Linked DNA regions of Homo sapiens: region 1 is linked to region 2. A link is a loop called in an ENCODE intact Hi-C map of the cell type or tissue named here. Cell type or tissue: Caco-2. All regions are shown on one strand. Each heading gives the region's core, and the rest is flanking DNA. Links, peaks and the distances in the headings are about the cores only.

The links. Hi-C counts contacts between places; a loop is a spot of excess contacts. Peaks named below come from ENCODE experiments on the same cell type or tissue, not always from the same donor. Only the 100,000 strongest peaks of a DNase experiment are listed, where the experiment ranks them.
Region 1: it touches region 2 in a loop (9-fold over the local background); 11 of 110 quality-filtered maps call a loop at or near these places.

What each region holds. Positions count from the first base shown.
Region 1 is chr11:67,509,337-67,512,248 of GRCh38, reverse strand. No RefSeq gene overlaps it. Among named protein-coding and RNA genes, the nearest start is that of CDK2AP2, 2.6 kb to the right of the region's middle. In Caco-2, for the core only: no CTCF peak of the experiment used is centred there; a DNase peak (open chromatin) is centred at 1,368.
Region 2 is chr11:67,562,166-67,565,077 of GRCh38, reverse strand. No RefSeq gene overlaps it. Among named protein-coding and RNA genes, the nearest start is that of GSTP1, 20 kb to the left of the region's middle. RefSeq lists an enhancer at 895-2,094. In Caco-2, for the core only: no CTCF peak of the experiment used is centred there; DNase peaks (open chromatin) are centred at 1,207 and 2,540.

The DNA of each region.
Region 1 (2,912 bases), core at 304-2,803, 53 kb after region 2:
CTCCTGCCTGTAATCCCAGCACTTTGGGAGGCTGAGGTAGGAGGATTGCTTGAGCCCAGGAGGTCAAGACTGCAGTGAGCCATGTTTGCACCACTGCGCTCAAGCCTGGGTGACAGGGTAAGACCCTGTCTCAAAAATAAATAAATAAATATAAATGAATGAATTCAAGGTTCAACCCCTCAGGCACCTCCCAAGCAAACCCCTTCCCCCAAACATGGGTGTTATGGACTAAATGTTTGTGTCTCTCCAAAATTCATATGCTGAAGCCTAACTCCCAGTGTGGCTGTGTTTGGAGATGGACCGCTAAGGAAGTAATTAAGGTTAAATGAGGCCATAAGGGTAGGGCTCTGATTTGATAGGACTAGTGTCCTTTTTTGTTTTTTTACTTTTTTATTTTTTTAAGACAGGGTCTTGCTCTGTTGCCCAGGCTGGAGTGCAGTTGCATGATCACGGCTCACTGCAGCCTCAACCTCCTGGGCTCAAGCAATCCTCCCACCTCAGCCTCCCAAGTAGCTGGGACTAAAGGCACATGCCACCATGCCAGGCTACTTTTTGTAGAGACAGGGTCTCACTATGTTGCCCAGGCTGGTCTTGAACTCCTGGGCTGAAGCAATACTCCCGCCTCAGCTTCCCAGTGTGCTGGGATTACAGGAGTGAGCCACCGAGCCTGGCCCTTCTTTTGTTTTTTAGATGTCGGGTCTCACTGTGTTGCCCAGGCTGGACTCAAACTTCTGGGCTCAATCAAGTCTTCCATGTGAGCTCCCAAGTAGCTGAGATTACAGCCTTGCACCTCCCTGCCCAGCTTCCAGGATTAACGTACTTATAAGAAGAGACACCAGAAAGCTTGTTCTTTCTCTCTGCACCAAGGAGCACATATGAAGACGTGGCCAGAAGGTGGCTATTTACAAGCCAGGAAGGGAGCCCTCACCAGAAACCAACCGTGCTAGCATCCTGATCTCAAACTTGCAGCCTCCAGAACCATGAGAAAATAAATTTTAGTTGTTTAAGCCACCCAGTCTATGGTATTTTATTTTGTTTGTGGAATTAGGCCAGTGGCTATTGCCTGTAATCCCAGCACTTTGAGAGGCTGAGGCAAGAGGATTGTTTGAGCCCAGGAGGTCAAGGCTGCAGTAACTAATAGAATGGGCAGTGGAGAAAGTAGGAAGGTCTAAGGTGTGGAAGTGTCAGAGGTGTTTGAACCAGAGCAACTCCATCTTGAATAGGAGCTGGGTAAAATGAGGCTGAGACCTACTGGGCTGCATTCCCAGATGGTTAAGGCATTCTAAGTCACAGGATGAGATCGAAGGTCAGCACAAGACACAGGTCATAAATACCGTGCTGATAAAACAGGTTACAGTAAAGAGGCCAGCTAAAACCCACCAAAACCAAGATGGTGATGAGAGTGACCTCTGGTCGTCCTCACTGCTACACTCCCATCTGTAAACTGATGCCATGGCAATGTCAGGCAGTTACCCTATATGGTCTAAAAAGGGGAGGCATGAATAATCCACCCCTTGATTAGCATATCATCAAGAAATAACCAGAAAAATGAGCAACCAGTAGCCCTTGGGGCTGCTCTGTCCGTAGCCATTCTTTTATTCCTTTACTTTCTTAATAAACTTGCTTTCACTTTACTCTGTGGACTCACCCTAAATTATTTCTTGTGCAAGATCCAAGAACCCTCTGGTGGGATATGGATCCAGACCCCTTTCCTGTAACAGAAGGAGTTGGGGCTTGGTGGTTTCCAAAGGAGGTATAACCCTCAGTGGCTCCTCTTCACCTACTATCCACAGTAGATTTCTCTGAAGCGCACCCTCAGTGCCACCAGTAGGAGCAGAAGACCTTGGGTGACCTGATCAACACCTTTTCTTTTTAACAGTAGTTGAGTCTGAATATGTATTAGAAAACTATAAATACTGAGCACATGATTAAATGGACATTATGCCTTTTCCTTTCTATTTAAGATTTTGTAAAAGTGAATTAATTACAAGGAAATGTTAAATAGATGGCAAAACTGATGGAGTTTTCCTAATGGCTGGAGTTAGGGAAGCACTGGACTCCGTGGTCAACTCAGCTTCCTTACATCCACGTCACCTAAGGTCCCCTTCCTGACCCTGTGGTTATTTCCACGGCTCCACCTCCACTTCCCAGTGAACTCTCCAGCAGAAAAAAAAAAGGAAAAAAAAAAAAGGCTGGTTCTCAAACACATGTTGTGCTCTCCCATTTCCCAAGATTTTGCACATGACAGTCCCTCTACCTGGAGTGTCCCCTCGGTCTCCGCTTCCACCCCCACCTACTCAAATGCCACCTAGTCTGTAGAGATTTCTGTGATGCCACCCGGCAGGCCCTTCCTCTAAGTTCCAATGCATCCTGTCCCGTTATCCCTTGTGGCCATTGACTTACTGCAATGTAAAGAAGACGTTGCTTCCCTGTCTCAGAGTATAAGGCCTCCTTGAGTACAGAGGCCATGGCCTGTTCATTTCTGTAACCTCAGCGTTCAGCACAAGGCATGGGACGGAGGAGGGAGTCAGAACATGGTTTTTGTGTGTTTTTTTTGGGGGGGGGGTTTGAGACCGAGTCTTGCCCTGTCGCTCAGGCTGGAGTGCAATGGCACGATCTCGGCTCACTGCAACCTCTGTTCAAACGATTCTCCTGCCTCAGCCTCCCAAGTAGCTGGGATTACAGGCGCCCGCCACCACACCGCTAATTTTTGTATTTTTAGTAGAGATGGGGGTTTCACCATGTTGGCCAGGCTAGTCTCGAACTCCTGACCTCGTGATCCGCCCGCCTCGGCCTCCCAAAGTGCTGGGATTACAGGCGTGAGCCACCGCGCTCAGCCAGAACATGCTTGTTGGATGAATGAATGAATGAATGAATGAATGACTGTCCTAGAGATGAAGATCTACAAAGCT
Region 2 (2,912 bases), core at 180-2,679:
TGCAATCTTGGCTCACTGCAACCTCTGCCTCCCCAGGGTTCAAGTAATTCTCCTGCCTCAGCCTCCTGAGTAACTGGGATTACAGGCGTGCACCACCGTGCCTGGCTAATTGTTTTTTTTTGTTGTTGTTGTTGTTGTTTTGAGATGGAGGTTTGCTCTTATTGCCCAGGCTGGAGTGCAATGGCATGATCTTGCCTCACCGCAACCTCCACATCCCAGGTTCAAGTGATTCTCCTGCCTCAGCCTCCCAAGTATCTGGGATTACAGGCACCCACCATCATGCCTGGATAATTTTTGTATTTTTAGTAGAGACGGGGTTTCACCATGTTGGCCAGGCTGGTTTCGAACTCCTGACCTCAGATGATCCATCTGCCTTGGCCTCCCAAAATGCTGGGATCACAGGCATGAGCCACCGTGCCCGGTCTTAGCTTGTTTCTTGATCACATAACTGACTTCAGGGTGAAGCTTATTAAAGAGCTTCACCCTGAAGCAAAGAAAGCATTCTCCATGCCTGGACTCAGCATGGATAGCTCTGAAAAAGAAGAAAGGCTACTTTACCTGAAGGCCTATCATTTATGAACATTTAATTCACCTTAAAAAAAAAAAGTTCCTTTTCAAGTGACTCACCAAAACCAGTAACCCTTAACCAAGGTTATGACTTAGCCAAGAACACACAAGACATCTCCAAAGAAGTGCAAAGTGATCCTCACGAGATCCAGAACCACCCTAAAGACAGCTCAAAGAAGGAAAAGTCTCACTGTTACTGGAAAGGGGTCCCGATCGAGACCCAGGAGAGGGTTCTTGGATCTCACGCAGGAAATAATTCAGGGTGAGTCCATAGAGTAAAGTGAAAGCAAATTTGTTAAAAAAGTAAAGGAATAAAAGAATGGCTACTCCATAGACAGAGCAGCCCCGAGAGCTGCTAGTTGCCCATTTTTATGGTTATTTCTTGATGATATGCTAAACAAGGGGTGGATTATTCATGCCTCCTCTTTTTAGACCATATGGGGTAACTTCCTGACGTTGCCATGGCATTTATAAACTGTCACGGTGCTGATGGGAGTGTAGCAGTGAGGACGACCAGAGGTCACTCTCGCCGCCATCTTCGTTTTGGTGGGGTTTGGCCGGCTTCTTTACTGCAAACTGTTTTATCAGCAAGGTCTTTATGACCTGTATCTTGTGCCAACCTCCTATCTCATCCTGTGACTCAGAATTCCGTAACCGTCTGGGAATGCAGCCCAGTAGGTCATTCAAGATGGAATTGCTCTGGTTCAAATGCCTCTGACATCACAAGCTGCAAATGGAGCGTGACCCACATTTCTGTCCAGCCATATTCCAGGATGTCACCTTCTCAGCCGACCACCTATGCATAAAGGCTCAAAATCCCCATATGCCCCACAGATGGGAAAAAACAGGAAATCGGAAGCTGCCCATGGGAAGGACGAGGACCAATAACAAATGGCTACCCAAAAGGTGAAGAGTCACTCCAATAATTTAAAACAAACAAGACTGGTTCCCTGACCAGGAGTCCAACCCGGGCTGCCGCTGTGAATGCCCGGAATCATAGCCACCAGATCCCATTGCTTTGTGAGGCCTGCAGCAGAAGCAAAGCAGGCAGTTTGAACATGTAAAGGATTTTAACTTGTTTCAGATCTGATCTCAACTAGAACATGGCTTAGCCAATTCCCTGGAAGTTAACATTTCAAATACCTGGTAAGATTTACATCTCCAAGGGACTGTGAAGTCCAGCAGGGCTTTTAAAGGGTATTGTCCGATATTGGGTCAATAAATCATCAGTGTCATTCATTCATCCTTGTTTAGAGAAAAAAAAATGTTGGATCTGTATTTTATAATGTTAGTAAGTCATTCTCATTGTGAAGTGGTTCCATTTGTTTCCTTTGTTCCAAATTTAGACACATTCCCCCCTTTGGAGAGAAGGAAATGTGTGTATTGTGGAATTCCAAAAATCTCTGCCTGAGAGATGTATGGGAGCCGAGGGAACTAGCAGAGAGAGGTGAGTTCAGATCGCAGGGGAGAGGACGAAGGGGCAGCTGGAGGAGAAAGAGAAAAAGCCTCCGAAGTCTTTCTTAATTTAGAACTAGTTTCAAATATCCTTTTGTTTACCTCTTGAATGGAGGCAATTTTTTCTCTCAGAATGTCTTTTAGAAGCTTCTAGGTGCTATTGGAAGTAAGTCGCTCATTCCATTTGTTTAGTTCTTTTTTTTGGAGACAGAGTCTCGTGCTGGAGTACAGTGGTGTGATCTTGGCTCACTGCAACCTCTGCCTCGCGGGTTCAAGCAATTCTCCTGCCTCAGCTTCCTAAGTAGCTGGGATTACAGGCGACTGCCACCACGCCCGGCTAATTTTTGTATTTTTAGTAGAGATGGGGTTTTGCCATGTTGGCCAGGCTGGCCTCAAACTCCTGACCTTAAGTGATCCGCCCGCCTCTGCCTCCCAAAGTGCTGGGATTACAGGCGTGAGCCACCACGCCCGGCCCCATTTGTCTGCTCCTAAAACCAGCTTTTTCCAGTTGTGCATGCAGATGAACTCATGTAGGCATTTCAAAGTCCTCCATTTTGGCCATTATAAGCTGGGTCATCACAAGTTATGCATGACCAGTTTTCTAAATATTTGCATGAAGAGGCGCGCCACAGTGTTAAACACAAATCCAGCCTATGTTTTCATGTGGATCTTGCCTTCAGGAGGAACACTCAGTTTTAGACCATTGAACCGAGCCTCAGAACCTGGCCAGTTTGAAAGATTACAGATTTGACACTGAAGCCACAAAGATTTCACTTTCTCTTTTCGGAGAGAAACTATTTTCTCCCTGATCAAAATTTGAAATGAGAAAAAAGGTTGCAAATTCTAATGAGTAAGACAAACAAAATCTTAACCTCGGAGAAAACTGAAAA